Regions from separate parts of the Homo sapiens genome. Here region 1 is linked to region 2. A link is a loop called in an ENCODE intact Hi-C map of the cell type or tissue named here. Cell type or tissue: ascending aorta. All regions are shown on one strand. Links, peaks and the distances in the headings refer to the core of each region. The heading gives the core; the rest is flanking DNA.

The links. Hi-C counts contacts between places; a loop is a spot of excess contacts. Peaks named below come from ENCODE experiments on the same cell type or tissue, not always from the same donor. Only the 100,000 strongest peaks of a DNase experiment are listed, where the experiment ranks them.
Region 1: a loop joins it to region 2, with 1.8 times the contacts of the local background. A loop is called at or near these places in 2 of 110 quality-filtered maps.

Annotation. Positions count from the first base shown.
Region 1 is chr9:16,568,967-16,585,849 of GRCh38, forward strand. It overlaps BNC2 (basonuclin zinc finger protein 2), which reads right to left. Exons shown (of 7, transcript NM_017637.6): 4 at 14,017-14,119. Among named protein-coding and RNA genes, the nearest start is that of BNC2-AS1, 150 kb to the right of the region's middle. In ascending aorta, for the core only: a CTCF peak has its summit at 6,715 (motif pointing right); no DNase peak of the experiment used is centred there.
Region 2 is chr9:16,497,695-16,514,577 of GRCh38, forward strand. All of the region lies in intron 5 of BNC2 (basonuclin zinc finger protein 2), which reads right to left. Among named protein-coding and RNA genes, the nearest start is that of BNC2-AS1, 220 kb to the right of the region's middle. RefSeq lists an enhancer at 16,396-16,883. In ascending aorta, for the core only: no CTCF peak of the experiment used is centred there; no DNase peak of the experiment used is centred there; H3K27ac peaks cover 1,734 bases.

The sequences.
Region 1 (16,883 bases), core at 3,526-11,525, 71 kb after region 2:
TAATTAGGATATTTAATACCAAGGCTTGCTTCTAGAGTTTTTTTTTTTTTTTTAAAGAGAAGAAGAAAACGAATGGTATTTAGCTAAAAGAGTTGATCCCCAAGTGTGGTGATAAAAACTGTCAACCCTTATGTACAAAGGGTTTTTTTTTTTTTCTTCAACAAATAGTGTGTCAGTGTTTTTTAAAATGAATAAACTCCACTGAACCTCTACAAATCCTCATTACATTACTATACCTTATATACATTATGTGAATGGCCCTTGATTTTTTTTCTCATCTCTTAATACATGAGGGATAATGTATAAATACTCTCATGGTTTATTATGAATGTAATTCCAAACTGTAGGGAGGGAAGAGGGACAAAAGTAGTTCCAGTTAAGCCCCACTGTCCTACGGATTTTAATCAACCTCAGTTGACATGTAGCTTTCAGGGTATGTGGATATACATACACATATAAACACCCACAATTAGTCCAGGGTAGACACTGAGCTCCACTCGAGACTATACAGCCAATATTTCAAACTGAATGGCATTTCCCCCTGTGGCCTTACGCATAATAAAGTCCTCAAAACAGACTTTGAAAAGCATTAAAGTCTGACTGAGGCACACATAAAAGTATTTCACCACTCGGTTGTTCAGAAGCTCTCTCTCCTGGCTAGTAGATTAAACAGGTCCTTGGTTATACTTATTCTCCCGCTTCTTCTTTCTTACATGGCCCACTTTTGGGGGCATGCCTTTGCTCTTTTGCAGCAACTCCACATGAAGGTGGTAACAGGCAAAGAGAAAATTTTATCTGCAAATTTGACAGTAGATCTAAGAAGAGATTTAGTAACTGAATCTACTTGCTGAAACCAGGTTTGGGAATTATTATTATTGCCACTGCTGTTCTATCCAATCTCCAGTTGCCTCAGCCAGCTTAAAGTTGGCTACACAAACCCTGCTTTATCCAGTTTATGTACCAATGGATTTAATACACAGTACACTGACTATAAAACATATCTCATTTTAAAAGTAACTATTGAGATTTGCTACCTGAATTAACTATGTACATCCTTTTATTAAACAAAAATACGAATTCTTCTGTAAGAAAATAATCACCCTACCCCCCAGTTATTCACTTTAAAGACTTAATTTTCTTAAAGGAACATATATCTATATAAGAATTTCATTAAGCAAAAAGTGCAAAGGCAAGGCATATTTACTATTTGATAAAATATATGCTTTAAACTATCACATGTGAAAAAATATTTCAAAATTGAGAGTCGTGGTATAAAAAGCCAGCATCTGGTAGGGAAATATCTAAAAGAAAGAAATTATTATACTCAGTCTTGAAAAAGAAAAATGAATGTCACCTTTGTGTCACAAGTAATTTTTCCTCCTTCCCCCAGTAATTCAGGCTGAAATCTCACTCTAAATCTATAATCAATCTGTTTTCCCCACTGTAATCCCTTAAAATCTCTAGGCTATCACACACACTTTTGGCACTGACGTGTGTTTTCTTCTGGACTGCTGGATTTGCTTAATGCATATATCAAGTATCAAACTGCTTTGTATCAGTAACCGGTGGGATAAAAAGACCCTATGTAAAGATTTCCTCATAAAAACGGGTTAAGAGGGCAGTCCTAGGGCTTAGGAAAAGTCTAACCTAACGAAATCTTAAATGCACAAGTAGAAAATGTTAAGAACTAAAGCAGTATCTGCCGATTTTTCCACTAATGTGATCAACATATCATTGAGCAGATAGGGAAACCTAAAGTTACCATCCCATTCTCTATTAGTGGGCTGTTTGACATGTATGAGTTATCAACAAGGCAAAAACTCTTTTGGGATTTAGACCATTGGCAAAACGAAAGTATTTTATACCATCACACATATTTAATGGAGCGCAAACTTTCAGAAAAGAAGTGACATCTGAAATAATGTGAATAAAGAAACAGAGGGGATATATTGGTTAGTGCTTTGAATTCTGTTTACTAATTTGATCATGATAGTAACCCTAATTTCTAATTAGAAAATTTCTAATTAGATAAGTTCAATTAATCAGTACCAACGGGCACAATCAAAAGAGTCAATACAAATTGTAAAATGTAGCAATTTTTCCTTGAGATATTTTACTGTATTTAAAAACCAGTAAAAGAAAACACTTGCCAAATTCATTTAGTCTCTGACTGAGGCACACATATGTGATCTCCTAATTTACAGCTTGCACATACAGATGTTCACACTTAGTAAAAGGGCTTCTTAATAGCTTTTTTTAATTAAAAGTGTGTTGATAATAGGTGTTTTAAATATATCCAAACAACACAGCTGAACTGACAAATGCCTGTCTTCATGCCTCACCATGTCTCACATTGTAGCAAGATTTTGTAAGAGAGAAAAGGTTATATGATTCATTCACATATATATAGGATAAATGTTATCCCCCAAGAACTCCAAATGAAATCTTTCATTAATTTTTCCTTCTATGATCTGTTTCCAAGTAGAAAATGTTAGATAGCTACTCGGTTTATGTAGCCGAAAGCAGAACCACACAGCCGTTGCTTGCTGCCTGCAGTTTTTTTCCTTTGCAAAACTTTGAACCCCATCCAGCTTTGACACACTGCCTCTTCAGTTAATAACTATCAAGTTTCCCCTTGTCTCCTGTCTACTTTTCTTTGAGGCAATTGCGCACTCAGCACCCCGAGATAATAACACACATCTATAAGATAAAAGCAATGGCATTAATGTAATTGTCTGCCTCTCTCTCTTTAGCCTAATCTTTTTTTTCCTTCAGTTTTGACTGCCTGTGTGACACCTGTTTTTGTCTCCTCTGATCCTACGACAGGTTTTCCGCTGACAAGGTTTTTGCCTGACACAGATTCTGCAGACAAGAACATAATAAAATATGAAGAACTGCTTGTCAGAGTTTCTGCCAATGCTCACATGAAATATAGAAAAAAAAATGACTTTTTTTTTAAGGGGCCTTGTGATGGTCGCTTTTGGCATGTCAGAAAAAACACCTCCCTAGCCAAGTTCTCCAAGCCAAACAGGTGTTTTCTTTTATGTTAGAGGTTGATTTGTTTTTTAATTTTTACTGATAGTGGAAAACACGATTAGCCAAAAGGAGGCGGGTGGGTAATGTCTTACCCTCAGATTTTTGCAGGCAAAGGAATATAAAAAAACTGGAAAGCCGAAGGTATTTCACTCAAGATCTTATCTTCTGAATAAAACAAAAACACCAACATCTGTTAATGATTAAACAAATTTAACTTCTCTAAAATTTACTTCCTGGATGTTTGGGCTGCTAAAACCTCCCACTTACCTTTCACTTATTTTGTTGTCTGAAGACAGAGGGAAACAGCAAAGGTGAAAATAGAATGAGAACTGGAAAAGAAAAACGCACAAATGGGCATAAAGACAAGGTGTTTGTGGGCTGTGCTTATACCTTAAAATGGGAAGAGGCTGCTGGAAAAGCAAATGGCAATTAGGAATCTGAGTGAGACTTTTCCATAAGCTTAGAGTTTCAATAAACCTTTGTTCCATGCACCACATGAGATGCTGCAGTATGTTCCAGCACACAAAGGTGAAGTGCCCTTCCTGAGCTTTTCAAGTTAGTGGAAGGATCAGTATTACCCAGAAACCTCTGGTCTCAGCAAAGTGTATTGAGAAAATAAAGAAGGGAGCACTTAATTGCTCCGGGGGTGGGGAGTGGTGGTGCAGAGGGGAGTAAAGGGGTGGGAATCCCACTTTCTTGATGAACAAGGCACAGGAAAAACTGGCCAGGATCAATAGTGCAGCAAGCGTCAAAGTACGAAAAACTGGGAAAGAGTTTACAGTGGTGACTCAAGGGACAAGAGCCTGGATTTAGGGTGTTAGGATTATCACACCAATTCTAACTACTCTGCCACCAAACCACTTTAACCTAGGCTTTAGCTCTCCAAATATATTCTCTCATACCTAGAGCCTACGATTACCACGTCTAATGGAAATATAATTTATGGCCGGGCACGGAGGCTCACAGCTGTAATCTCAGTGCTTTGGGAGCCAGTGCGGGAAGATCATTTGCATCTAGGAGCTTGAGACCAGCCTGGGCAACAAGACGAAACCCTATCTCTACAAAAAATACAAAAATTAGCTGGGCGTGGTAGCGCACACCTGTGGTCCCAGCTACTCAGGAGGCTGAGGTGGGAGGATTGCTTGAACCCAGGAAGGGGAAGTTGCAATGAGATGACATTGCACCATTGCATCTGGGTGACAGAGCAAGACCCTGTCTCAAAAAAAAAAAAAAAACAGAAAAAGAAAAAGAAAGAAATATAATTCAAGCCAAGATACAGAATTTTAATTTTTCTAGTTTCAAGTAAAATAGTAAAAAAGTGATGTTTAAAAACGTATTTGACATGATAAATCAAAAATATATGGAAGAACAACTCTTAATGACTATTTTACATTCTTTTTTTAAATAAGATGACAGCTCCAAAATTTGGTGTACACTTTATACCTACATCACATCTCAATTTGGACTAGCCACATTTCAAGTGTTCAAAGCCATAACAGTGGCTTCCTTATTGGACAGCCAGGTGTAGAGTTGCCTTTACATTTCTTGGCGAGTAGAATCTAAGGCCCAAGACTGTCCTTTCAATTAGATGGGTTTGCATTTAAATTTGTAGCGTCACTTGACTGTACAGAAGGCAAAGAGGCCCATGAGGTCAAAGTGGGGATCTCCCTGGGTACCAGGGAGCAGCTGAACGAAGAGAGGAATCTCACTACTGGGCCTTTTAACAAATACTGGTTACAAGTCTATCCAGTTGTGGTAATACTTAAAGTAATACTTAAAGCACTTCTTATACAATTCTTTGGGTATATGCGAACTAATAACAAATTAATTCAAGAACCTTTTGAAGATATATAAACATCTACAAAGGCAAAACCTGGTAAGAAATGGGATGTATAAACAACATTTTAGGGCTCCCAGAATACAATTCAGAGTTATCTTTGAAATACTGTACTTATCCAGCAATTTCACACTTCAGTAAAGAGGGGAGAGGAGTTAGAAGTCACCATTTATGACATAATAGAGAAGGAAGAGTGGTTGAAAGGATCAACATGATATTGCTGAGGCATATGGGGTCCTTACGACCCAGCCGAATCTCCTAGTTTATCCTGAGTAAAAGGAGAGGAGTTGAGTGTGTTTCATTTATAAACCCTTCAATTTGTGTTCTGCTTAACCTGGTGAACTCCAGTTAATTAAGATGCTCCTATAAACAATTAAGCTTCCTGTAGGATCGTTAGCAAGATATAAAAATTTATGATGTAATAAAATGCAATAAAATGATAAAGTGGCGAGCCCATCGAAGCACTTCACATGCAAAAAGACAGGTGTGAAAATAGGTAAAAGTAGCCTTAATCCTACCTAAAATTCACCTACTTATAGCTTTTGGATTTTTAGCAGGTAAATATTACTATAATTTATTTTAACTGGCGCAATTCTCAAAATGACTTTTGGTGTAAAATATTCCTTACTGTGTTCAAATAAGGGCTCAAATGACATTTTAGGGGAAATGGAAGGTATGGAACTATACTGGATTTGCTTGGGAAAACAATTTCACCTACGGAACACTTGGTCCAACAGCCAAAAGAACTGGTGACCTGACCTCTGCAACTGCATACTGAAGAAAACCTTCCCTGGAAGGAGAAATAGTTTCATCCCAACACATTCCACATTCGTACCTTAAGGGAGACACTAGATATTATCATTAATATTGATGTTTAATATTATTTTATTGACTTAGCAATAACAATACTAGCTCCTAAAATTGTTGTGCCAGAATATTGGGCTAACCCTACTCTTTCATGTAATCCTCTCTCAAAATGAATCTGTGTTATTTAGATGCATTGCTATTATTATCCGAATTTCTCGATGAAATAACTGAGTCTTAGAGAAGGCATTACTAACAAAAGGCAGAGAAGGGATTTGACCACTGGCCTGGCCACACCCAACTTTTAATCACTCTACTTTGCTAAAACATGTCTATCATGTCCACAGTGTTGAAGTCTTACTTTTATAGGAAGTTAGTGATAACAGCAACTAACACTTATTAAGTGTATACTATGTATGAGGCATCTGGATTATCTCATTTAATCTTAGAAGAACACTATGAGCTAGGAGCTATCATCACTCACATTTCACAGATGACAGAACAGAGAGATTATACAACTTGGCAAGATTCTACCTACAGTAGGTGACAGAGCCGCGACGTGAATGTAAACAGTCTCATTCAAGAACAACATTCTTACCTATTTTGTATATTGCCTCCCATTCATTCACCCGAAGCGGGATACAGCTCTGTGTGTTTCATTCTCAACACCCTCCCACGAAACTCCTTACCAGCAGACCAGCAGTGACTACACTGGAGGCCAGGTCTTGCCAGCCTCACTTTATGTTCCATCTGAATAAAACATAGCTAGGAAAAAAAGAAAATCTGGGGAGCTAATAGGCAGACAGCCCAGGACTTTGAAGGGGAGGCACTGTTTGCGCTGGGTTTAAAGAAAATTTAAGGAGTGCAAAGCACCATCCAAAAAGTGTGCAGGCTGAGAAACAAATCAAAAGCTGCTCAGAGACACAATAAGAAAATACTTAGTGCCATTAATCAAGCACCAAACCTTTGCATTTATGAGGATGTCTTCCCTTTAGAGCTTATCAGCAGTGATCAGCAAGTAAAGGAGAGAGGCAGAAGAGGGCACTGTGCCCTCAGGTCAAGCCCAAAAAAGCCTCCTGTGCCAGGCAGGAAAATGGCCTTGCTTTTGCTCTCTAAAACGAAGAAAAAAGTCCAAGGACTTTGCTCATGGAGAGACCAGAATCCAGCTGCCTCACCAAAACTAGGAGGCAGCTAAAAGCTGTTTTCCCTGAGCAAAAGAGAATTTTGCAGCTAGGCAAAGCCGGGTTTCAGCATTTACAATCTGGAAAAACTAAGTCCACTAGAAAGACAAATTCTTTAAGCAGATACTGCACCAGCTTCCGCTTTTTCCAAACGAGTGCACCAAGGGAAGAAGACGATAGTGTTTCTATCCTTGTGTTTCTGAACAAAGCCCTAGAAACATTTCCCCTAAGGATCTGGTTCTTACTTTGCCACTGCTAAGCATGTACTTCCCTTCCCCTGAGGACTCAAATTAGTGCCTGTGCTACTGTTCACCAAACCCTAAACACCCCTCTGGAAAAAAATTTCTACGAAAGAAAATGTTGTTTTCGTTGGGATAGTCTCCAAGCCAGAGCTTGCTGGGAACATTATCTCCCTTTGTCAGACGAAACTTAGTTGTTTTTTAGTCTCCTCTCTTTATCTTGACACATTTACAAATTATCATATGGACACTGTTGTGGAGTCACTCAGAATGAGCATGATATCACAGAAATGTCATGCTTTATTCTTATGATAAAGGAATTTCTATGCGGAGTGGGAAGGAGAGAAGACTAGGGAAGAAAAGAGATTGGCAAGGAAAAGACTGGACTACTTTAGTTATGCTAGGTTTTGGACTCAAGTCAGGGAGAATATTAGAGAGTTACCAGTTGGGAACAAACCACTTTCACAGATATTTAGACAATTTATAAGAACATAGACTGGGACAAATAATAAAGACATGTGAACTTTCATAGGACAAAATGAAAAATTACTTGTTTTGATCTGCCTTGCTTGTAAGTCCTTACAAACTACCATGCCTCCAACGAACTTGAGGAATTTGTAAATAAAATACTGAGATCTCATGATTCTAAATGTAGGACTGATATAATCAACAGCTTTTTTTGTTGTTGTTGTTGAGATGGAGTCTCGCTCTGTCGCCATGCTGGAGTGCAATGGCACAATCTCGGCTCACTGCAACCTCCACCTCCTGGGTTTAAGCGATTCTCATGCTTCAGCCTCCCGAGTAGCTGGGATTACAGGTACGCACCACCACACCCAGCTAATTTTTGTATTTTTAGTAGAGACGGGGTTTCACCATGTTGGCCAGGATGGTCTCAATCTCCTGACCTCCTGATCCACCTGCCTCGGCCTCCCAAAGTGCTGGGATTACAGGCGTGAGCCACCGCGCCTGGCCCAAAACCTTTTTGATTATAGGATGCTTATGACCAATAGCCCTGATTTAGGATTTATGCAAATTGAGTCTGAATAGGATTTTCTTTTAGGTATGGGCTTGCCAGATTTAGCAAATAAACATAAAGGACTCTCACCTAAATTTGCATGGTAATATTTATATTTAAAATCATTTATTGTTTATTGATATTCAGATTCAATCAAAAATTCTATATTTTCTATTTGGGTGAAGGTCTCTATAAATACCCCTGGTCTGATAAGACATATCAAGTACAAGCTGAAAATTCAAATTCAACCATGCTGAGAAAAAAAAAAGAAAAATTATATCCAGTGAATACAAAAAAAAAGGTTTGAAATTAATGGGTTATATGCATATTAAGTCTTACAGTACATTAAACCATAAAGCTGGTTGGTATATGATACTAAATTAACTTTATACTTCTCATCATTTCCGTGGAAGAACTGAAGGCTACCTGGCACAATCCTTCATGTATGAGATAGGTTTAATAAATATCTACTGACTGATGATCTGGATGATGTAGACCAGGTCTGCTTACTTTACATTAAAAAAAAATCAGGAGTTTGGAGAAAATATAGGCAGGAAAAAAGCTGGCTTAATTAGTAAATAATTAAAGTAATAATGTAAAACTATCTTTTCCTCGAATGAAATGCATGCAGTAAAAGGAAATCACATTTACAGAACATAATAAAAGAAAGGTCTCAAAATTCCAGTGCAACAAGCATTCTTGCAGGCAGACCTCAGCCAAAGGAAATAACACTGGTATTAATTCAGATCTCTTGAAAGTGAATGAAGATTCTAGTATTCATGCAGCTTGTTGGAATGGTATATCCTTTCATTTAAAGTCAAAGAAAAAAAAAGAAAATAATTTGCACAGAGAAAGCTGCTGTGGGTGCGTTAAGCTATAAAATGTATTTTTTATTCATCAAGTCTCATATTCTTGCCAAATGCTCACCTCACATACCTAGGAAACAGTGGAATTAAAAAAAAATTTTTTTTTGTTTTTTTCCAAAAAAGAGATGGTCTTAACAAATGAGCTTCATCAGAAGAAAAAGTTACTGATCTAGTTTAAAAAAAAATTCTAAATGAATTACCTCTGTAAAATCTGCCCACCTCTTTTATCAAATACACAAATCAAATATCATGGGATAAAAACAATTTTCCAGTTGTACTGGATTATCATTAAATATTTCCTAAAACGCCTTAGAATTCAGTTTGTTTTCTTTCTTATTTTTACTATTTTATTTACCTTCATCTTAATGGTTTAGAAATAAAGTCCTCATCTAAACTATGGACATTAAAACTAACTTGCAAATATTAAACAATAAAAATGGTTTCGTGCAGCAGTCCTCAACCTTTACATCATGCCTCCTGTTTTTTTTCACGAAGACAGCAAACTCCTATTGGTAATGCTTCCTGTTAGAAGCAGGTATTCTTCAAGGGAGAATAGTAAGTAGGACTCACTCCCACCTGCACCCAATGCTGAGTGTATTCTAGTTGTACCAGCTAATTTTTAACATTCTGTAAAATATTTGGCTGAAGTCTGAATTCTGTGAATGGCCAAATTGCTACTCTAGTGTGGAGGCAAAGGGTAAAAAGAAAAAAAAAAATTACATCACCAGAAAAGGAGCCCATTACTGCTCTTATCCTGATATCTTAATCTTATTTTGCCACTTTCGAACCAAAAAGAGCTCTAAAAAACTTTTGTTGTTATTGTTTTTCAAGCCATACTCAGATTGTTTTAGGTGAATGAAGGAAACGCACTGAGAAGATAAAGCAAACAAGGGAAAGTAAAAAATATAGTATTTATAGTATTTCAGTGAAGTAGTGGCAGTAAACTGGAGTCCTTTTACAGAGACTTGACAGAATTAGAAATTCTGAGCCATTTCTGGCCCATCAACTAAATTATTACAGACTAGGTATGGCCATCTTTTACCAAGAGAAAAAAAAATGTTTAAGTAAATTCAATAAGCCCTGCTTTCTATTATCAGAGTGAAAGAGCTAAGATTCCTTAATGTGGGCAGGGTGGTGGTAAGGTAGGAAATCCTTTATTAATTTAGTGGGAAATACCTACTGGTATTCAGAACTGCTCTGAGATTCCTTCCTCCCTTAACTCAATAGTGCTAAGGATTTTAAGAAAATACTCTGTGAAAAGTAACACAGCCCACTAAGTATTAATAATTTCAAAACCCAGGTGTTGCAGTATAATGAATTAATCACTCTTTAATTTATTATTTTTTTTTTATTTTTGAGACAGAGTCTTGCTCTGTCACCCAGATTGGAATGTGGTGGCATGATCTCAGCTCACTGCAGCCTTGACCTCTTAGGCTCAATCAAACCTCCCACCCCAGCCTTCAAAGTAGTTGGGACCGAGAGCACACGCAAACACACCGGACTAATTTTTGTACTTTTTGTAGAGACAAGATTTTGCCATGTTGCCCAGGTTGGTCTTGAACTCCTGGGCTCAAGCGATCCACCTGTCTCAACCTCGCAAAGTGCTGGGAATACAGGCTGTCAGACACACCACACCCAGCTTTTAATTTTTTAGAAACACATTTCTAAAGATTTTTGTAAAGTAGTTAACGTCAACAACTTACGCAGCTTTAGTAAGCAATCTGTAAGTCAACAGAGAGAATGTGCGTGTGTTTCTGTGTGTGTACATATACAGAGACACACATATGTGCATATATATGGTAGATAATGACCCATGAAATCCAACATCTTAGGAATGAACTGAAAATGCTGTTAACAAGGATAATTTATTCAAGAAAGGAGGTCAACAAATTTCTAAAAATCTGTTTTAGAGAGAATACATGATTTTGGCATTTGGTTATTTTTTAGCAGCAGATATTAAAAATTTTTTTATTGACATAATGACAGGTAGAATGCATTCAGTGCTACCATGAAACCATTCTGGGCAATGTATCTTGGTAGTTTTGTTGCTGTTCCATGCATTTCAGAGGAAAATTACACACTAGAAAACCCAAGTCACTTCCTCATTGCCCCACACCCAGGACACTGCACAGTATAAGGCAGCCGGAAAGAATGCTGTGTTTCACCTCTGAGCAGAAGTCATTGGAGACACGATTTCAGGGTTTCTGTGCAGAGAGAGGGAATGAAGCAATTAGTTGTAATGCTAGGGGCAAAAAGAGTGGGTGCTGTCATCCCACTGCCAACTCCAAGGCTAGAGGCCAACCCCTCACTGCTGTATTTGGCCTCATGAATGGGGAGAGTGTGGGATTCACATGCTTGGGTGTATGCATTTTGAGCTGTATACAGATATCTCCCTGTTGTGGGAAAAAAGAGGTCAAGGTGATAATTGTAAAGGAAAGAATTAGAATACATTTTGCTAAGGTCTGAGAAACACCAAAATTAATATCCTAGAAACATAGAATTTTTAATGGTACAGTAGAAAAAGCACAGTCTGGTGTAACAAAAACATCTTATTCAAGTTGGGTGAAAAATGACATTCTTCAGAAAGTCCTCGAAACAATCACTGGCCAGGAATAATTTATGTTGTTCAAGAAGGAAAAAACATTGCTTTTTCCTTTACATTACTAATGTAATATGCACATGGACATTAAATAGATAAAACAAACTGGTGACACAGTTAACTTTTATACTCCAAGGCTACCATAGTAGATAGATAATGATAATACAAGATGGCTTTGGCAAAAATGAGAGCGAATAAATGAAACGCCTTTGTTCAACGACTGGCCTCCCCTTTAGTGCTCATCTACTGTCCATTTTACTTTTAATATGTATTAGTTAGAAAGGCTTCATATATTTTCTCTTTAATTTTCATAATAAGACTGTAAAGTAGGAACTATTAATCCTATTTTACAGGCAAGAAAACTGAAGTCCAGCAATATTAACATGTCATGAGGTGACAGAGCCAGGATTTGACCTCAGAACAGTCTACAACCAAACTGCCTCCAATATTCATATGGTTCTGATGAGTTTAGGATATAAGCTCTGTACCTATTACCCAGCAAAACCAATACTTCTTCAGAGAAAAAAAGGATATTTGGGAACTGTTATGGGCTTGTGTTCTCCCAAAATTACTATGTTGAAGTCATAACCCCTACTACCTCAGAATGTGACTATATTTGAATATAGGGTATTTAAAGAGGTGATTAAGTTAAAATGAGGCCCTTAGGGTGGGCCCTAATCCAATCTGACTGGTGTCCTTATTAGAGGAAATCTGGATGCACAAGAAGACACCAGTGCTGGGCACAGTGGCTCACACCTATAATCCCAGCACTCTGGGAGGCCGAGGCTGGCAGATCATGAGGTCGGGAGTTCGAGACCAGCCTGGCCAACCTGGTGAAAACCCGTCTCTACTAAAAATACAAAAATTAGCTGGGTGTGGTGGCGCATGCCTGTAATCCCAGCTACTCAGAAGGCTGAGGAAGGAGAACCGCTTGAACCCGGGAGTTGGAGGTTGCAGACACCAGGGCATGCTCCCACAGAGGAGAGACCATGTAAAGGTGACCATCTACAAATGAGGAGGAGAAGCCTCAGAATGAAACCAACCCTGCCAACACTTTGATCTTGGAATTCTAGCCTCCAGAGCTTTGAGGATATAAATTTCTGCTCTCTAAGCCACCCAGCCTGTGGCATTTTGTTATGGCAGCCCTAGCAAACTAATATATGAAGAGAGACGAAATCATTGAATGTAGTAACATAAAGAGACTGCAGAAGTAAATGCAGCTCATCTGTTGTTCAAGACTGGACTGAGACCTGTTGCTGATTTGGGCCTTGTTAATAAAGCAGGAAAGCGCTCTATCCCTGTGGGCATGAAGGACTGCAGGATTGTGGCTGCATGGTGGAAACATACCCCTTCCCGGGTATTCCTCTCAGAGTACTCTCTCTCACAGAAACATGGCTGAAATGTCCCCGCAACTCCATCACACACGCCCTCACAAGCAAGGTACATGATAAATTAAAAGCATTTCGAGGCATGGCCCAGTGTTGTTACCTCAGATGTTGCTAGAATAACATGACATTTATAAAAATACAACCCACTGGATGTTTGGCACTGCTTGGGAATGAAGAATATGTCCACTTAAGAGGCAATACCCGGGGCTGTCAAAAAATCTCAAGCCAGGATTTCTTTTTATAAACATTACCTATCTTTTTAAATTCTACAGTCTGGGAGGTGGAAAAAAAAACGTCTGCTTATTTCCAAGTCTCCTTTTACTTAAACAGAATAAACATAAACCATACACAGGAATATGCTGAACGCTCGGTCAGGGCACACTGACAGAACGGCTCTGTGCACCTGGCAAAAACCCTCAACACTCATATCCTTCGCGTGGGGTCTCCCCACCCCAGCACACACCTACACAGAGCTCACACTCTACCTACGTCGACCACCTCCAATCCCCATGCACACTGAAAGGGAGTATTTACAGGTTATATTTTCAGATACCAGCCAAATAATGTTCCCGTTCACTCTCTCGTCCACCTGAGACCATACAACATTTAACATCTAGAAGGATAAGCTCAGCCCCGAGCACATACGACAAGGGTGAGCAGTCATCGAGGAGTTCTCAAGCAAGGAGGATTTGCCAGCTTCCCTCTGAGGTCCAGGCCCTGAAAGGCCAACTGTGGTATGTTTGAGTTTCCATCAGGCCTGGTGCTTGCTGGCTGCGCCCATGCTCAGTAAGAACTTCACAGCCCAACTGTCCTATAAACATCTTGGCCTTCTGCTGAGAGCTGCTCGCCTAGCTCCTTGGAGCTGAGAATATGCTGTTTTAGAGCCGCAGGCTGAATCTTAACTAACACTTGGAGCACAGCTGACCTCTCTCTTCTCCAGGCCAGTGACTCCTCTAAACAGACACACACACACACACACACACACACACACACACACACACACGAACATGAACATAATAAGAACGGGAAGAAAAGCCCAGATTTTCCTCACCATGTGCCACCCAGCCATGTTTACACTGATCACAAGTCCTCAGGTTAATCTTCCCTGGCTGAAAACATTCACATGTGCAGTTTACCAGTGTGCAACGGATGGCCTGAAAAATAAAGGAGGAAAAAAAGGTCAGCATCTGTTCAAAGATACTATACTCTTTTCACCATTTCAATAAATATTGCCCACTTCTATTTTTAAAGATTTTATGATGGTAGGGGCCTGGAGAGTTTTAAAAATAAATTTAGATATCACCAAAATCTCTTATTAAAAAAGGTAAAGAAAACAAAAGCTCATTCACTAATACAATGTTTTAGGTCATTCACAGTAACCTTTAAATTACAAACTTAGAATAAAAATAAAGGATTACATATTCGATAAGATACCGGATTTACGACATCACAAATCCAAAAAAGAAAAAAGTATATTGCTGCTAATATATATTTCCACTTAAATTTCTCTACTTGTCAATAAAGCAAAAAATACACTGTAACAAAATAATATTCAAGTGAAATGTTTGTGAAAGTAAAATATGGCACACAAATATTATTATTAGAATATTACTTTTCTTCTGCTGAATTTCAATTAAATGTTGTGCTAAACTCTCAAATATATTTTAAAGACACTCCTGTGCTCAATAAGACCTAACATATTTCTATTATTATTTAATCACATCCCAATTCCTTGAATATTTTTTATTCTATTTTCGTTCCTGTTTTGAAAAATAAAAAACAATCCTCCTCTTATTTCAACAGTGACATAAGAAAGAAAATAAGTTTAAATTTTGGTTTCAGATCAGACATGGAACAGAAAAAATCATTTATGTGAATATTTTATATCTGGAACAGTACACCTGTATTGCAGAAAACTGAAAAACACACTTAAAAATCTTTCATTTCCTTATAACCACTTTAAAAAACCATCTCACCAGTTAATATTATAAAATGAATCCATAGAAAATTAGCATAAATGGAGTGTAACTTTTTATGAATAAAAACCTATGTTTAAGAATAGTGCTAAAGCTGACCTAAGCTCCCGGACTACAGTTAATAAATTTATCTCATACAGTTAATTCTAATTTGCATAGAAATTCTGAAGACAGAAGGGATTTAGTCTGATCATTCGCAGATTAACAATCTACTGTAACTACTTGAACTGCCAGGAAAAGATCTCTCTGCAGATTTAGATGCAATCAATGATTACTGATTCTGGGGTGGAGGGGTGGGCATGGGGATACCTGAAACTGCAGCTCTGTGCCTGAAAGCCATGCTCACTCACACAGCTCCAGATGCTCATATTTCTGGAACCATTAGGATTTTTATAGAAACTGTCTCATTTGTAACAGGCAGTATTTTGGATATTGTTAACATGACTGGGACAAATTCCATTCACAGAGAATAAGACTGAGCAGGCTTTTACCATTCCCTATGCTTTAGATCAGGCAAGTGTAAAATATTTCTCTTCCATTAATTAATATTAAATCTATGGATCCCTATTGGTTTCAGATGTTGGAGTCCTCACTGTAGACTCCATTCATACTTCACCCCCATCTTTAATTTGTGCTTCAATTTAGCACTAGGGAAATATTTAATTGTATAATCTCCCTGATATTTCAGGATCTCTCTTCCAAACATGGTCCAATTGTAGCTAGGTTGTAAACTTTGTTGTATATAGAAGTGATTAATTTGTAGACTATAAGGAGAAACGTTTCTTCCAGAAGTTCTTAAATTTCAATAATTTGTTAACTGAGAAATATATCAGAACATCCCAAGTCAGAAATAGTTTATTTAAATAACATGTTCATTAGTTAATGAACTCAAAACTTGATTGTACTGTGACCAAAATAAAAAGAGCTTAGAGGACAGCATTTCCACTAAAAACAAGAACTTTACAAATTATCTAATTATAAATTCAGATACGGGAACTATGTTGACATTAAAACATTCATATAATTTGAAGTGCAATAATAAAAGCTTTCATAAATGCTTTAAAAAAAATAGCTCTGCTTTACCGAAATCAAGGGAGGGCCAATAAAATGAGATGGTATTTCAAGGACAGTTAATATAAACTCCAGCACAAAAGACACAAATATTTAAATCATTAATTTGATAATATTTAATTATTTTATAAAAATATCCTAATTTTGTATTGTCTTTAAAGCACACTTTCATCAACTTTAATTACAGCCATATTTAAGACGAGAACAAATTAACAGACTGTGGATTTGATTTATTTTTATGTGTATTTATTTTTTTTACTGGTTGAATCATTCATTCACTTACTCTGAACAAGTTTATGATTCAAATATTTTGTCTTCCTAAATAACTTTACACATTTGGTACATTCGGGAATTCAACTTTTTAGATCATTATTCCTTTTTATGAATTCTATTCTTTTTGTACCTAAACATGCAAACACTGGAACACCTCAACTCCTTTTGTATATAAACACTTAAGCACTAGAATATCCATTTTGTATATCTATGAATTCCAGAAGGTCTATTTGTTTTAAATTCAGATTTATATAGACTACAATTTTCCCTTAAGAGAATTATATATATTTAAACAATATGGTCTAAATAAATATTTTGAGTAAGAGACTATTGCCGCTTCAAAGGAAGTTTTATTCTAAATAACATTTTTGAAACAGCATAAAACTTTGACATACTATTTATTCACAACAAAATAGAACCAACGTGATCACTGGCCAACTCACCCACACGCAAATAACATAAGTTATCATAAAACTATCAAAACCAGTTAAGCCTCAAAAATGTACATGCATTACAAGGAGACAGTTGGGAAGAGTCGAAATGAATATGCTTTCATTCTTGTGAGCATGTTCACAGCTGCCTCCATTCAGCTCATGTC
Region 2 (16,883 bases), core at 4,275-12,274:
GGGTGGCATTTAAGTTGAAAGTAAAGTCGGAATTAACCAAGTAAAAAGGTTGGGCTAAAAACATCCACCAACATAAAGGACATACTATATACCCTGGAAAGAACAATTATACAGAAAAACGCAGGTTAGCCAGTCATATCTGTGAACAGATAAAGAGACTTTAAGAAATTCTCTGTTTTCCAAGATACTTGTACATGCATGTTTACAGCAGCACAATTCACAACTGCAAAATCGTGGAACCAACCCAAATGCCCACCGATCAATGAGTGGATAAAGAAACTGTGGTGTGTGTGTGTGTGTGTGTGTGTGTGTGTGTGTGTGTGTATGTATTCCACCATATATATATTCCATCATATATATTCCATCATATATATATATTCTATCATATATATATTCCATCATATATATATTCTATCATATGTATATATTCTATCATATATATATTCTATCATATATATTCCATCATATATATATTCTATCATATATATATTCCATCATATATATATTCCATCATATATATATTCCATCATATATATATATTCCATCATATATATATATATTCCATCATATATATATTCCATCATATATATATATATTCCATCATATATATATATGAATATATGATGGAACACTACGCAGCCATAAAAAGGAATGAATTAACAGCATTTGCAGTGACCTAGATGAGATTGGAGACTACTATCCAAAGTGAAGTAACTTAGGAATGGAAAACCAAACACCGTATGTACTCACTGATATGTGGGAGCTAAGCTATGAGGACGCAAACACCTAACAATGATACAACGGACTTTGGGGACTTAGGGGGAAGAGTGGGAGGGGGGTGAGGGATAAAAGACTACAAATATGGTACAGTGTATACGGCTGATGGGTGCACCAAAATCTCATAAATCACCACTAAAGAACTTACTCATGTAACCAAATACCACCTGTACCCCAATAACTTATAGAAAAATAAAAAATAAATAAAATCTATAATCAAGAAAAAAAAAAGACCCCCAAAAAATTATATGTTTTCTTCTGTCTCCTACCTTAATTTATGATGCCTCATATTGGGAAACAGACCTTTACCGACAATGAAGAAGCCTGGATTCCAGGTCCAGCTCTACCACTGATTCTAAATCCTATTGTCCAATTCTCAGTGGCCCGCAGAGGAGGTGCGTGTCCCTGCCAGGGGTTGTCACCATCTTCTCTGGGCTACTGGATATCAAATAGTAGAATAATGTGAATACAAACAACAGAAACTCTACAAATACTAGACAGATTGAACATATTTAATAACCGTTTTATTAGTTAACACAATTACTATACCTGCCATAAGAAAAGCACAGGTATGTTCAGCACTTACAACAAACCACAATGTAATCAAATTCCCATTTTAAAATATGGACGCTAATGATTATAGTTAAAATACACTGCACTCTTACTATTTGTTGGGCATCATGCCAAGGACTTTCTTATATAAATAAGAATTAAATCTCACTTAATTCTTAGTAAATCTTCCAAGGTGGGTATTACTATTCTCATTTAACAAATGAGAAAACTGAGGCTCAGTCAGTTAAGTTACTTTTTTGAGGTCAATGTGGAGGTTACTGCTTACTTAGGCAGTCTGATTCCAGAGCCTATGTTTAGAAATTAGTTTGTATTAATCTACTGTTAATTAATTAAATATTAATTATATTACTAGAAAATGACCTGGCATTTTAATTATACCACACTAAATCACACCAATTCTTCCTCTGGTGTATCTCAAGCCCATCCCTTATCTTTCCATTTGCACTGCCATCAAATATAGCTCCTCCCTAAATATCTTTTTTTTTCTTTTTTTTTTTTTTTTTGAGACAGAGTCTCACTCTGTTGTCCAAGCTGGAGTGCAATGGCACAATCTCAGCTCACTGTAACTTCTGCCTCCTGGGTTCAAGCAATTCTCGTGCCTCAGCTTCCCAAGTAGCTGGGACTACAGGCGCCTGCCACCCTGTCTGGCTAACTTTTTGAATTTTTAGTAGAGATGGGGTTTCACCATATTGGCCAGGAGGGTCTTGAACTCCTGACCTCAAGTGATAAGCCTGCCTCAGCCTCCCAAAGTGCTGGGATTACAGGCATGAGCTACTGCACCTGGCCCTCCCTAAATATCTTAAATAGCCTTCTAATTGGTTCTCCTGGCTAAGAAAATATGATCAATCTTCATTCTAACTACTCAATTTACTACTATCATACTAAGGCTCTTGGAACTCAGCTTTCTGGATTTCATTCTTCCACTTTAAACCTTCAGTAATCCCAGACTATGAAATGGGGCCCCATTTCATAGCTGGGAATTCACAAACTCCCAGATTCTTAGCCTAGTGGCCTGCTACTCCCAACTCCTCCTCAATTCCTGCAGCCCAGCCCACTGGCTGAAACATGTCTCTAGCCACATGCATGCTGACTCTACCCTGGTTTCCACTACATTCCCTCTCTCCTCTACCCCTTTTCAAGACTATTCTCCTCACCATTCAGAATCCTACCCATCCACCAAACTCAACTCAAGTCTGATGTGTCTCATTAAGCCTGCTCCAGTTTTTAGTAACCTTGCCTGTCCCCAAACCCTGGGCATTTAATGAACATCCAATTCATTTGACTTCTTGCCAACTCCTGCATTCTTATTTAATGTTTACCCTTTTAATTTTCTAAATGTATAGCACTTGTCTCGGGAACCATATGAAAGCTGATAGCAAGAACAAACAATTTTTTTCTTTGATTTTCTAAGGGTTCCAAACCCAAAACACATAAATAAAAAAAATCTAGAATGAACAAAACATTTCACTCACTTGAAGTATATATATAGCTCATATATGACTAAACAATTACAGAGTCTACTTTGTCCTTGCCCATACAGTCATAAATGCAAGTCTGAGTTATGCTAACCAATCTTCTATATGCGCTTGCAAATTTTGGCCAAAGAATTTAGTTTTTCAGGGTGGATGGAGCAGGAGGCATGAGGGAGGGAAAATAATGATCATCCCTTAATCATTTTAAAATACAGATGTGAAAAAAGCATTTCTAGTGGCAAAATAGGACACACCCATCACTCTGTTTTAAGAGTACACTACTACTATCTGTTGGTGCTTTATACCTAAATAAAGTCCTTTTGCAGGAATGAGACAGGTGGTTATTGGGTTGTCTAATGTCTCACAACTAGTAACTAACCATCAGTATTTGAACCAATCTGTATAAGACAGTGGTGTGTCTTCTAGTATCCTGGTATAAATCATACTAAGACAGTGGTTAACAGCATGGACTCCAGAGCTAGACTGTGTGAGTTCAAATCCCAGCTCTGCCACTTATAACTATATGATATTGAACAAGTTACCTAAGTGATCTGCGTCTTAGTTTTCCTCTTTGTAAAATAAAGTTAGTAATCATACTTACTACAGAGTTGGTGTGGTAACAAAATGAGCAAATATAAGTAACGCACTTAAAATTATATATGTGCTCTCTAATGCTATTATGATTGTACAATAACAGAAATGTAATTAGCCTTTCAAACATTCTTCTGAAGGGAGTCTTTATTATTCATACGAATGAGTAATGCTTAACATTTTCACCAAAAATCTTGAGGAACAAGGGAAGTAACTTATCTCATGAGTCAGCAATGAAAACCATTCCTCAACACACCTCTTGACTGATGATAATAATGATACCAATGCTTTTTATATAACCTTCTCAAAGTTTACAACTTTTCAACACTTTTCATACATTTTACCATCACAACCACTCAGTGAGATGGATGGATAGATGGCTGGGTGTCCAAATGGAAGATGAAAGATATATAAAACCTTAGAGTCAGATGACTTCATTAGGGTTGAGTAGCTCTTGCAGAGCCTAATACATGCTTTTAGAACTAAACTCCAGTCTCCCACAGTCTGCATAACATAGAGTATTTCTCTACAGTTCACTTATCCTGAGATACATAGAAAATCTAAGAAGCATAAATAAGGGCCCTAAAAACTCTCTGTCCACAATTGGTTTGATGGAAACGCTGATCCCATTAGGGGCTGGATGAATGGCTAAGTGGGTTTTAAAAAAGCGAATGTAACCAACACTCAAAGGAAGGTCAGGAAGCTAAGGTCTATGTTACCCTGACCTCTGGTAAGGTAGGTAAGACACCCACAGAAAACTACAGCCTCTACTCCATTGGTTGAATTGCTAAAGAACAGAGAATAAGTGACTAAGCCTGGGGAATACCAAGACACTTTGCCATTTTCTTGCATATTTAAAATGCATTTCTAATTTGTAAGGGCTTTTTTGACTGCTAGTCCCAAGAAAAAGGTCTCCTCAGATAAATGAGTTTAGGAAATGTAACATATCCTTTTTTTGGTTGGCATGGAAGGAGTGGGGGTCTAGTGGTTTATGCCTGTAATCCTAGATCTTTGGGAAGTCGAGATGGGAGGATAACTTGAGGGTAGGAGTTTGAGACTAGCCTGGGCAACATGGTGAGATCCCACCTGTACAAAAAATAAGAAAAATTAGCCAGACGTGATGGCACACATCTGTAGTGCTAGCTACTTGGAAGGATCACTTGAATTCAGTTCAAGGTCACAGCGAGCTATGGTCACGCCACTGCATTCTAGCCTGGGCGACAGAGCAAGACTCTGTCTCTAACAACAAAAAGAAGTTTCTAAAAAGTTTTGAATATAGGATTGGGTTAATTTTTTTTTTTAACACAGGCTTTCCCAAACTTATCAGATCTTTGTAACTTTTAAAGCACAACAGTTACTAACATTCCATAGAATAAATGGTTTTGGGATACCCTTGGGGACACTAGTTTAGACACATTTCCACACTGTTTTGTTTTGTCTTTTTTCCCCCCCTCTTACTTCTTCTTGGGGTGAATGGCTTACTTGAAGAATATCATTCTGCACTTAGCTTTCTGTCTGCTCAGATTTAGAGTCAAGGTCTTCCACAGGTCTGAGGAAGCCACAGAATCATGTAGGAAAGCTATACAAAGTCATAGCCAGAATTGCAGGAAAATCATACTTTACATAAAAATATAAAGATGTTCCATTTCAAAAGATTGTATCAACAGTAAGATTTATTCTGCTGAAAAGAAAGTCTGTGAATTGGTATACAGGCTTTTACTTGATGAAGAGATGGGGTTAATCCCACAGAGGGCAAAACAAAGGCATAAATATCAGAAGGTGGTTTCATGTGGCCTCATGAAGTACCTAAAGGAAGAGCTACAACAAGCGTATTCTAATCTACCCTAGATTTATGGGATTGTAACTCAATCAATGAAAGCGTACCAAGACTTTCCAAAAGCACATGGAAGTTAAATGAATTCATGACAGTTAAATGAATTGTCTCTTGCCCTGAGATAAATTTTCACATGAAGAAGAGAAATTGCGCACAGTTTGCTACAGAGAGTATTTGAAAGAAAAACAGAAAAGAATATAAGAGGAAAAACATTTTTAAAGTGTAATATATATGGTTTACCACCCTCCTCCAGCCCCCTCCCACAATTTTGTCCCAAAACGTTACAACAAACATCATTTCTAAGGAACTCTGGGTATAGCCAAGAACGAGGATATTTTGAGGGTCAAAAAACAAAGCAGAATATCATTCTTCCTGGGCCAAGCTCCAAACACTATACCACGGATGTGCAGAAGGAGACAAATTAACAATCCTGTGCCTACTCTAATTCATGCCCTCACAATCCATCTAACTTTTTTTTTACTCATTTTTGTTTCCCTAAGAATTTTTTTTTCTAAATCAAAAATACAAAATACATGGGCCCAAAGGCAGTGAGGAAAGGGGAGAGGACATTCATGTTTCAGTCAACATCAGGAAATACAGTCACTCGTTGAGAACTAGGTCTCTAATCATATGGTGATAGGACAAATTCAAGAAATAGGAAAATGGGGTCAAGCAGTCTCTCAAAAAAATCTGATTAATGATAATCTGGAAGAGTGGACCTAAATAAGGCATATCTCAACTTTTTACTATCACTGATATCCACAGACATGACAATGTTTACTCAAGTTTTTCTTTGTCACCAGAATGTTATAAATATATATGGATATACAAACTACAAATCAATAACACCTTTATAAATACCTTAAGGACCATTATTTAGCAATTATGTGGGCCTCTTCATGTGCCAACACAATACACTTTTCAACATGCCAATAAACCCATTAAACATATTTATGGTGATAGTTATTAAGTTCAAGAGGTTTTATCCAGGAATTATAGTTCAGTAAGAAAAATAACCTTGTAGTGAATCAGAAAACATACTTATTCTAGTCAAGAAATGAATATACTCTGATCTTATAAACATACCCAGCACCTACAGGCAAGTCGGAATCCATATGGCAAATTTAAGCAAAAACACATCACCTGCACCTACTAGATGTCATCTTAGCAACAGCACCCATTTATCTAAGTCATAGTTTCCTCATCTGCGAAATAAGGATTATTTTCCTACACTGTATGTGAAAATGCTTATAAAGATAAGTAATCATGTTCCAAAAAAAGTAGTTAGTCATACCATTTACTGAGAATCAAACTTCTTAAAGTTTGGAATAATACATGTATTCCAGAATGAATACATGTATTAATACATGTATTCCAGAATGAATACATGTATTAATACATGTATTCCAGAATCCAAGTCCACATATTCTGAAATAATTGTCTTCCTCTCTCACAATTATATCTATTCCAAATGATACAAGATGCTTCATGAACCTCTGTGACATACTGACTCCCAAAATAGACTGGTTAATAACTTTGCTTTTTCCCTGAATTCAGATTAAAATGTAAACTCTTAAATAAAGTAGACCCTGAAAGCTGCAAGAAAGATACAGACCCTCCAAATACTGGAGATCAGTCAAGATTTGATAAATTCCATTATCTCTAGATCTTCTGTAAAAAACTAGAAATAAATAAATAAAAATTTCAATACTAAAAATGTGTTCTCATCCTGCGCTAACAAATTAGAACTGTGGAACCAGCCAGGCACAGTAGGACATGCCTATAGTCCCAGCTACTGAGGAAGCTGAGGCGGCAGGATCACTTGAGGCCAGCTGTTCGAGGTTGCAGTGTGCCATGACCGCACCTGTGAACAGCCACTCCACTCCAGCATGGGCAACACAGCAAGACCTCATCTCTTAAAAAACAAAAAACCCCACAAAACTGTGGGACCATGTAATGGTTACAAGAAGCTCAAATTCTAGGTAACATTATTTTAAACAGTGTCATCTTTGGAATTTCTTTATCATGTAGTAGGTAAAAGAGAAGACTATGAAGTCAACTGTCCAGGTTTGAAACACAACTATCTGCCACTCACAACGTAAGTTGAGGCAATACTGCTAACTTTTCTGAGCCTTGTTTCCCTCATCTGTAAAATGGAAAGAACAGAACCTATCTTCTGGGAAGATAAATGAGATAAAATGTATAAATGAGATAAAATGTATAAAAGAGATGCAGCACAGAACTCAGAAATAATTATAACTGTCAAGTCAGTGCTATCCTGCCTGAGTAGCAAATCACATCCCACACCATGCCACTGCAATTTTCCAGTAACAGTCACCACTGCTTGGGGCCCAGTACTGACATTTTTTGCTCTAATCTTTGTTTATAGAAGGAGTAAATAATCGAAACAAAGAACATTCCAGTATGCAGTGCTGATGGTTACACGATAAGGCAGGGCCAGGCACCAACACTAAGACTGGCTATCTATGAAGGTGAAAACACATAACTTTGATAATGAAGCTGTCTCCTGATTTATAGAAGCTAGGCTGTCTTAACTCTTGGGATTCAGAGCCAACCAAGGTCTGGAGAAAACTCTGCCTGGAGGGAGAGAGCCAAATATGCAGCCAGGATTTAAAGAGAGAAGATTTTAAGCTTGAAACACTAAAGCTGTTCTAAAAGAAAATAGTGCTTTAAGTTTACAGAGAAAACTTTTTAAAAGAGAATCAGAAAGATTCTGAGTCCTTATCAGTAACAGTTAAAGACAAAAAAAAATCATATATAGTTCCCTCTCCTAAATTCATCCATTAATCACAGTGCTAAGAACTTCAATCAGGTGATTTGAATTTCATGTTAGCATTCGTAATAATATTAACACCCCAAGCAGAACAAGTCAGTTTCTGAAGCTGTAAGGCCAGAGTCTCATTTTAGCACATTTGTAGGACAGTCACAGGTACACAAAGTCGCATTAACCACATTTACAATCTCTTTCAAAAATTCTGGAGTACAGCAACCAGAAACACTTCCTCAAATAAAAAGCATAATTGTAGCTTTCTGGAAGCTCTTTTCACTTTTAGTCCAAAGACTTAGTAAGAAGTGGACTCTGAAAAGCCAGTTGACGAAACTGGCACAGACACTGGGCCATGAAAGCTTTTAAAAATCTATCGCAAACTTTTCCCATTAAAACTTGGATGGAAATTGTAGAAAAGTTTTTACCTTTTTAATGGTCAAGTGTAGGTTAAAAAAAATACTGAGTTCCACAAACTTTTTACAGGCATAACAAGTTTTTAGAAAAGTCACAAAAATACTTATGTGAGAGTAGACGAAGGCCACCCACTCGGCTCTGGATGAGACCTCAAAAGACCTTCAGGAAGACAACCATTATTTGTCAAGGAAAGTCCTGGATATAACTAGCTTCTTTCCTGTGACTCTTCTTAATCCCACGCTTAAGTGAAATTATCTGCTGTTTCCTAAATAGGTCTCATGATTTTCTGACCCTGTGTCATCTGGCAAGTTGAAATTTTATCTACCCTTACTGGATCAGATAAAGTACACTTCTCTCTCTCTCTCTCCTCTTTTTTTTTTTTTTTTTTTTTTTTTTTTTTTGACGGAATCTCACCTTGTCGCCCAGGCTTGGAATGCAATGGTGCAATCTCAGCTCACTGCAACCTCCACCTCCTTGCTTCAAACGATTCTCCTGCCTCAGCCTCCCGAGTAGCTGGGATTACAGTCACCCGCCACCACACCCAGCTAATTTTTGTATTTTTAGTTGAGACGGGGTTTCACCATGTTGGCCAGGCTGTTTGTTTGGTTTTTTTTGTTTGTTTGTTTGTTTGGAGTTTTGCTCTTGTCACCCAGGCTGGAGTGCAGTGGTGCAATCTGGGCTCACTGCCTCCTCTGCCTCCTGGGTTCAAGTGATGCTCCTGCCTCAGCCTCCCGAGTAGCTAGGATTACAGGCACATGCCACCACACTCGGCTAATTTTTGTATTTTTAGTAAGAGACAAGGTTTCACACCACATTGACCAGGCTGGTCTTGAACTCCTGACCTCAGTGATCTGCCCACCTCAGCCTCCCAAAGGGCTGGGATTACAGGCATGAGCCACCAAGCCCAGCCTACACTTCTCTATAAGGCCCGCCTGACCTTCTGGAATAAAAGGAACCTTTCCTACTTTCAAAAACTTCTACAGCACTTTATATCTAGACATCTCATATTGTACATAGTATTTTCTACCAAACAGTGCAGTTATTAATAGAGAAATCTCATCTTTCTCCCTTGTCTACAAGCCTTTTGAGGGCAGTGTGTCCATTTGCTTTTTTTTTTTTTTTTTTTTTTTTTGAGACGGAGTCTCGTTCTGTCGCCCATACCGGAGTGTGGAGTGCAGTGGCTTGATCTTGGCTCAGCCTACGCCTCCTGGGTTCAAACGATTCTCCTGCCTCAGCCTCCCAAGTAGCTGAGGCTACAGGCGCATGCCCCCACACCTAGCTCATTTTTTTCCTTTGGTTTTTTGAGACGAAGTCTCACTCTGTTGCCCAAGCTGGAGTGCAGTGACACAATTTCAGCTTACTGCAACCTCCACCTCCCGGGTTCAAGCGATTCTCCTGCCTCAGCCTCCTGAGTAGCTGGGACTACAGGCACGCACCACCATGCCTGGCTAATTTTTGTATTTTTAGTAGAGACAGGGTTTCATTATGTTGGCCAGGTTGGTCTTGAACTCCTGACCTTGTGATCCGCCTGCCTTGGCTTCCCAAAGTGCTGGGATTACAGGTGCGAGCCACCGCGCCTGGCCTATTTCCTTCTTCTACGCTTCCATTCAACAACTTGCTCATATAGTAGGTCCATAATAAACACTTAGTAATAAATAAATGAACCTTAATTACACATAGCACTAGTACAAACCCAAATATAATTGAGAATATTCTCCCACTTGCTTAAAGCGGCCAAACTATTGAGAACATTCCAAAATAGAGTTAAATGGAACAGTACATAACAATCGTTCATTATTATAATACTTCACTACCAATGAGAATGCAAATTACAGAAAATTTTAGTCATTGAGTATTGATGACCTATCAAGCATTTTACTAGGCACAGAGTATAAGAAGATAAGCAAGAAATACTTTCTCTGCCACAAGGAATTTGAAGTCTAGTGAGAGAGATAAAACAGGTAACAACAGCATATAAAGTTTAAGTACTGCAACAAAGGTCCGCATTGCTTCTTTGTCCATAATTCAACACACTAACAAATTTTAAGATTCTGCTATAAACCCTAAAAGGAGACTTACTTATTCTGCTCCATAGGTCCTCAGGACTTCTGGTCAAAGACATCTTGGACTTGATCATCGCGGACATTTCCAACACATCAGTCAACTCTTAAACAGGTTTTGGTATGTAGAATTCTTGCCACATACTTGGGTAGACTGTATCACCAACATCTTGCAATTAATAATACAAAGCAACAAAAGAGACACAGTCCTTCGATCTCTCACTATTAATGCTCAGTAAAAAAACATCATAATTCTTGTTGATTCTCTCCCTACAAGACGTTCAAGCCACTATCCATTCTGTTGTATTTCTGGCATGTACATGTTGGCTTGAATATCTGAAGAAAATTCTTCTAATTTCTTCACACCTGAATTTATTATGGCCAGAATTCTTTGGTCATGAAATTTTCATCCTATTGTTCCACGCAGGTCAAAATTCTTATTGGTTCTTGGCTCTTTATGCCCAGAGGCCCAAATCCAAATTTTCATACACTATGCTAGCCCCCACAAAGTTAATTTTTCAACTATCTGCTTTTCTTCTATCCAGGATATTCTGCCTTCTGCCCACAAATCAGTCTACTTCTCTACTCTTTCCCTCCTCTGTGTATGTTTTGCACATCTTTTTTTTTTTTTCTTTTTAGGACATTGTCTTGCTCTGTCACCGAGGCTGGGGTGCAGTGGCACAATTAGCTCATTGTAACCTCGAACTTCTGAGCCCAAGCAATCCTCCTGCCTCAGCCTCCCAAGTAGCTGGGACTACAAGTACATGCTATCACACCTGGCTGTTTTTTTAATTATTATTATTTTTAGTAAAGACAGAGTCTTACTATGTTGCCCAGGCTGGTCTTGAACTCCTGGCCTCAAACTCCTTCCCTCAGCCTCCCAAAGCATTGAGATTACAACCGTAAGCCACCATGTTCAGCCAATGTTTTGCACATCTTAAACTCACCCCAAATGTCCACTTCATCTTCAGCAACTTTGATATCTAGGCACAAGTCTCACCTTCTCCAGGAAGCTGTCAAAGAAAGCCACCTGGCTCTGGTATCTTCTCTTACAGATCACCTCAACACTTAAATCCTCAAATTCTAACATATACATTTCTACTTATTGGCATATAAATGTTGGTAAATGTACTACAATCATTTCATGCAAGGCAGCTGTTGTCTACAGTCCTCGAGGACAGGAAACACATAAATGTCTCTAACTGTTGGGAGTAAGGACCTTGCACACATAAGTTACTCAGCCAATTTCACTAGTAACATTGGTATCAGACATACTGGGAATCCATACCACGTCACAAGGTTTTCTAAAACAGTATTAAGAAACAACCGACTCCTCTGTGCATATCCATCCCAGTTACAGAAAACCAGGATAGCAAAAGGAACAGTTTAAACTGAGAGTAAGTCAAAGTTACTAACCTGGGTAAAAGTAATTCTGAAGGCTTCAAAGATCTATTCAGTTCCATACCAAAGTATAAGGTTCCAAAACCTGTCAAATTTCTATTCAGGAAAGCAGGAAAATTGTTATCTGGCCAAAGAAAGCAGTATTACTTGCTATTTTAAAAAGAATCTCCAAAGCTCCAAGTTATAAAGTCATTTAACTACTAAAGAAGAAATATGTAGAGGTTGTTTGTACATTTCTAAGAAACAGAGGTCACCTGGATGAACTTTCAACTGTAATGGTTAGCTGACATGGTTCTCTGTCCAGATTTTGGGTTCTAAAATTAAGGTGACTTTGAGTGCAAGTATTTTTGAAGATTCTAGGCTGTTTCCAGGTCTTACACTGGTTAGACCATTTTTTCTTCTGGTGTCTAGCAAATGGCTAAAAGACCTGTTTGTATCTCAGATGTTGGAGAAACCGTTCAGGAACAATTCATCTCTGCAAGGCTATGAGTCATAACACATTGCCACGGTCAGGGAGACCTCTGTTAATCAAGGAAGCGCTAGCCACACATTCACTCAAGCTGTCTTAGAGAAGCTGGCCTCAGTGCCCACTGTTCTTTTTCCACAGATCATCAGTCATCTCTACAAAAGAGAAAATGTCCAACTTCCTCACTGGGTGGACAGCCTCCTGCTAGGCCTGCATCCTGGTTTCCTTTCTGCTGAGTTGCTGATTTTCCTAGAGGTGCACAATAGCTACCAAAAGGAAAGTCTCCTACTTCGTCATGAAAAGAAAGCAAGGAGATCCACTTAACGCCCCTCTGTAATAAAATTAGGATATAAAAAGGCAGGAAACACAGAGGTATCTGACCTCCTTTCACGTACTCTTTCTTCTTTCGCTTACCCTTACATTTGGTGTATAATCTACAAAGTCAGGGAAATTCACCAAGTCCCGACATAGCTACATGCTGTATATATTTGCACCAGCTCTTCAAATACAAGACCTAAAACTTGGTTAATTTCTTTTTCCTAGGTCAGAAATCAACAGATAAGCCTTTACAGATTTTTGAATCATTTCCTCTTCCTCAAACTATGGCACATGACAGGATAGGGAAGGTGTAGAGGAAATTCCAGGGGAATAAATTGACCTACAAATGTTATCAAATTTTATCACTGAGTGATGGATGAAATTCTCAGGTGATTCACTGCCAGGGTGGTATTTGGTGCTAAAGTGAGGGAACTGAAAATTTAACTGAGCTAGCTGGCTTCACTTTGTCTTTAATCTGAGTAATGATTGCGAGATTTTACATGGGCAAAATATTACATTTCCTTCCAGATGACCTCAATATGCAATTCTCATTGAAATACTTTTTCAGACCTACACATATACCTGAAGGCTGTCAGGAAACACACATTTGTTCCACAAAAGGCAGAGAGAAGGATAGGCAAAACTTGGAATAGCCACTTAGCTTTTGTTTAATATGAAATCTTTCTCAGAAAAGCTAATGGAGATCACTAAACTTACTTTTTTTTTTTTTTTTTTTTTAAGAAACAGGTCTTGTTCTGTCACCCAGGCTGGAGTGCAGTGGTGCGATCATACCTCACTACAGCCTCAAACTCCTGGGCTCACAGGATCCTTCCACCTCAGCCTCCTGAGTAGGTGAGACTACAGGCACCTGACACCATGTCTGGCTGGTTTTTAAATTTTTTTGTAAAGAAAGGGTCTTGCTATGTTACCCAGGCTGGTCTTGAACTTCTGGACTCAAGGGATTGTCCCACCTCGTTTTCCCAAAGCACTGGGATCACAGCCATGAGCCACCATGCCTGGCAATAAATTTACTTTTTTTTTTTTTTTTTTTTTTTTTGAGGCAGGGTCTTGCTTTGTCACCCAGGCTGGACTGCAGTGGCTCAAACATAGCTCACTGCAGTCTCAACCTCCCAGGCTCAAGTGATCCTCCTACCTCATTCTCCCAAGTAGCTGGGACTATAGGTGTAAGCCACCATGCCTGGCTAATTTTTGTATTTTTTTGTAGAGACGGGGTTTCGCTGTGTTGCCCAGGCAGGTCTTGAACTTCTGAGCTCAAGGAATCCATGGGCCTCAGCCCCCCAAAGTGCTGAGATTACAGGCGTGAGACACACTGCACCTGGCTAATAAATATACTCTTAACCTAACTCCAGGGGCAGAAGAATAAAGACCTTTTGCCGATAAAGTAAGCAAAGGTATTTTTTCATGTATCATAGAAGTAATACTATTTCACCAAAACAAGCACAAGGCCATCACACTAAAGGATTTGTGTACTTGTGTGTCTGTGCCAGCCAATAATACATTAAAACATTCATTTAAAATTCCATCAAAAGTGCTCTCCGTAAAAATCTCATTATGATACTTATAATACTAATGCAAATATATACAACAGAATCAAAAATTTATGTGAAACCTACTTTTATTTGTTTGAATCAAGCGATTAATCTATTGATCTATTTTACCTATTAATCTATTGTATACACATGTGAATACACACAAACATAATTTGAAGAAAGCTTCACACGCATTACCCTCCTCAATATTAATATTTTTTCTTTCCTTGAAGTGATGAGGAAATGAAATCCTTAAAAGGGTGTTTGATCATCAAATTACTGATGAAATTATTCTATTCTGTCAAATAGAAGGACTGAGTACTTTTAAAAATCATGCTATTTCAACATGTGGTAAATAAAATTCTGAGCAATTTAAAAAGTTATTGTTACTGAGGACACTAAAATATCATGAGTCATAATAATCCTCAAGCCAATAACTCACAATCAAACTGATGAGAGCTTGTTTCTGCCTCCGTGGCATAACCTGTAAAATGGGATAATGCTGACACACAGCAGTCCTAAAGACCAATAAAGGTAACACACGCGCACACACACACACACACACACAAATAGAACCTGAGCACAATGTAATTAAATAAACAACCAACTGAACTAACTTGTTGCATGATGACAAAGGCACATCTAATAAAACTACTTTGTTGTTTTACTTTATACATTTATTTGCGAGGTTAGTATGTGGACAAACACATCTTTTATGTACACTATAAAACTTTGATGTTTTAAGGGGTTTCTATAAAAAACTAGTAAGAATCTTTTTGATATAAAAGTATCATTTTTCATCAAATAAAACAATCATCTCAACCATCAATTAGTTGTTTTACTGGAGAAGGGTAGCACTGGCATAAAGCATAACTTTCTTCATACAAAATAAACTTTTAAAAAATAATGAGATATGGCTGGGCGTGGTGGCTCATGCCTGAAATCCAAACACTTTGGGAGGCTGAGGGGGGAAGATCACTTGAGGCCAGGATTTCGAGACCAGCCTGGCCAACATGGTGAAACCCGTCTCCACTAAAAATAGAAAAATTAGCTGGGTATTTTGGCGCATGTTTGTAATCCCAGCTACTTGGGAGGCTGAGACATGAGAATCGCTTGAACCTGCAGAGGTTGCAGGGAGCTGAGATCACACCAGTGCACTCCAGCCTGGGTGACAGAATGAGACTCTGTCTCAAATGAAATAAAAAAGAAAAGAAAAGAAAAACATAATAATGAAATAAAGTGTTCATGCAAATGAAAGGTATAGAATGTTATTTATTACTATTTTCCCCTCAAAATGTGAAAACTTTATTAAAGTAAATAGCTTTTATGAAGACACGGGTCTAAGACATGAGAAAAGGTTCTTTTTTTTTTTTTTTTTTTTTTTTTGAGACAGAGTCTCGCTCTGTTGCCCAGGCTGGAGTGCAGTGGCACGATCTCGGCTCACTGCAAGCTCTGCCTCCTGGGTTCACACCATTCTCCTGCCTCAGCCTCCCGAGTAGCTGGGGCTACAGGTGCCTGCCACCATGCCCCGCTAATTTTTTGTATTTTTAGTGGAGACGGGTTTCACCATATTAGCCAGGATGGTCTCGATTTCCTGACCTCGTGATCCTCCCGCCTCGGCCTCCCAAGTGCTGGGATCACAGGCATGAGCCACCGCGCCAGGCCGAAAAGGTTCTTAATAAATAAGAAATTTCTCTAGTACAACGAAACACAGAGGGGTACAGGACCAGGAAGAAAACTAGACTCTTCTTTGAAAGATGCTAGTTTCATTCAGAGTTGTACATGAGTCCATAGTCGGGAAGGACCGTAGGTTGAAGACTGACACACAACTCAGAAGAGAGAAGGGCAGTCATGGGCCTGGGGATTAGAGCTACAGGTGAAATACTATGAATGATGAACTAGGGAGTTTCTTAATGGAACTTCCTATGGATTAGCAAATTCATGGGGTTCAAAACATTAGGCTGTTATTCCACCCTACGCTCGTGTTTATGCCCTATGAGATTAAATGTTAGCTTCCGTGAAGGCCCAAAACTAATTTCTTTTCAAAAATATTAGCAAGAATATTATTAGCCAGATAAGCAGGAATCACCTATACGTGTGGCTATCTCCTGCAACTTTCTTCTCTGAGATGGCAGGATGTCACAGTTTTCCAGTGGAAATCTGAACCACCAAAGTCCTTTCTACACCCTGGTCCAACCCTTCAGTGAAGCACCACCAGCCAGCAAGGCAGGTTCACCTGATTACTCAAGATTCGTCTGGTTTCAAGGGATGAAATACTTCTATTGTCTCCAGACCATGCAGCCTGAGAGTTACTAGGTTTCAAACCAAATTTTCATGTTCCTTCTGTGCAAAGAATAAATGTACTCTCTACCATTCAAAGAGGATAGCTGCCAACACACCCCTGACTGGTCTGAGTGGCTGAAATTCCACTGGGAGGACAACAAAAGGAAGTGGGGCTTCAGTATGCAGAGCAGGGAGATCAGAATGATGAGCAAAAGCCAGAATCTTTTGTTATGTGTTTTTCACCCAATGCTGACATCTAATTGTTTAGATTTTTTTTTAAAAAGGGGGGAAAAATACTGGTAATAAAGGAGAGGTTCTGAAAAAGCAGCTCTGTACTAGCAATCTGTTATCTGTAT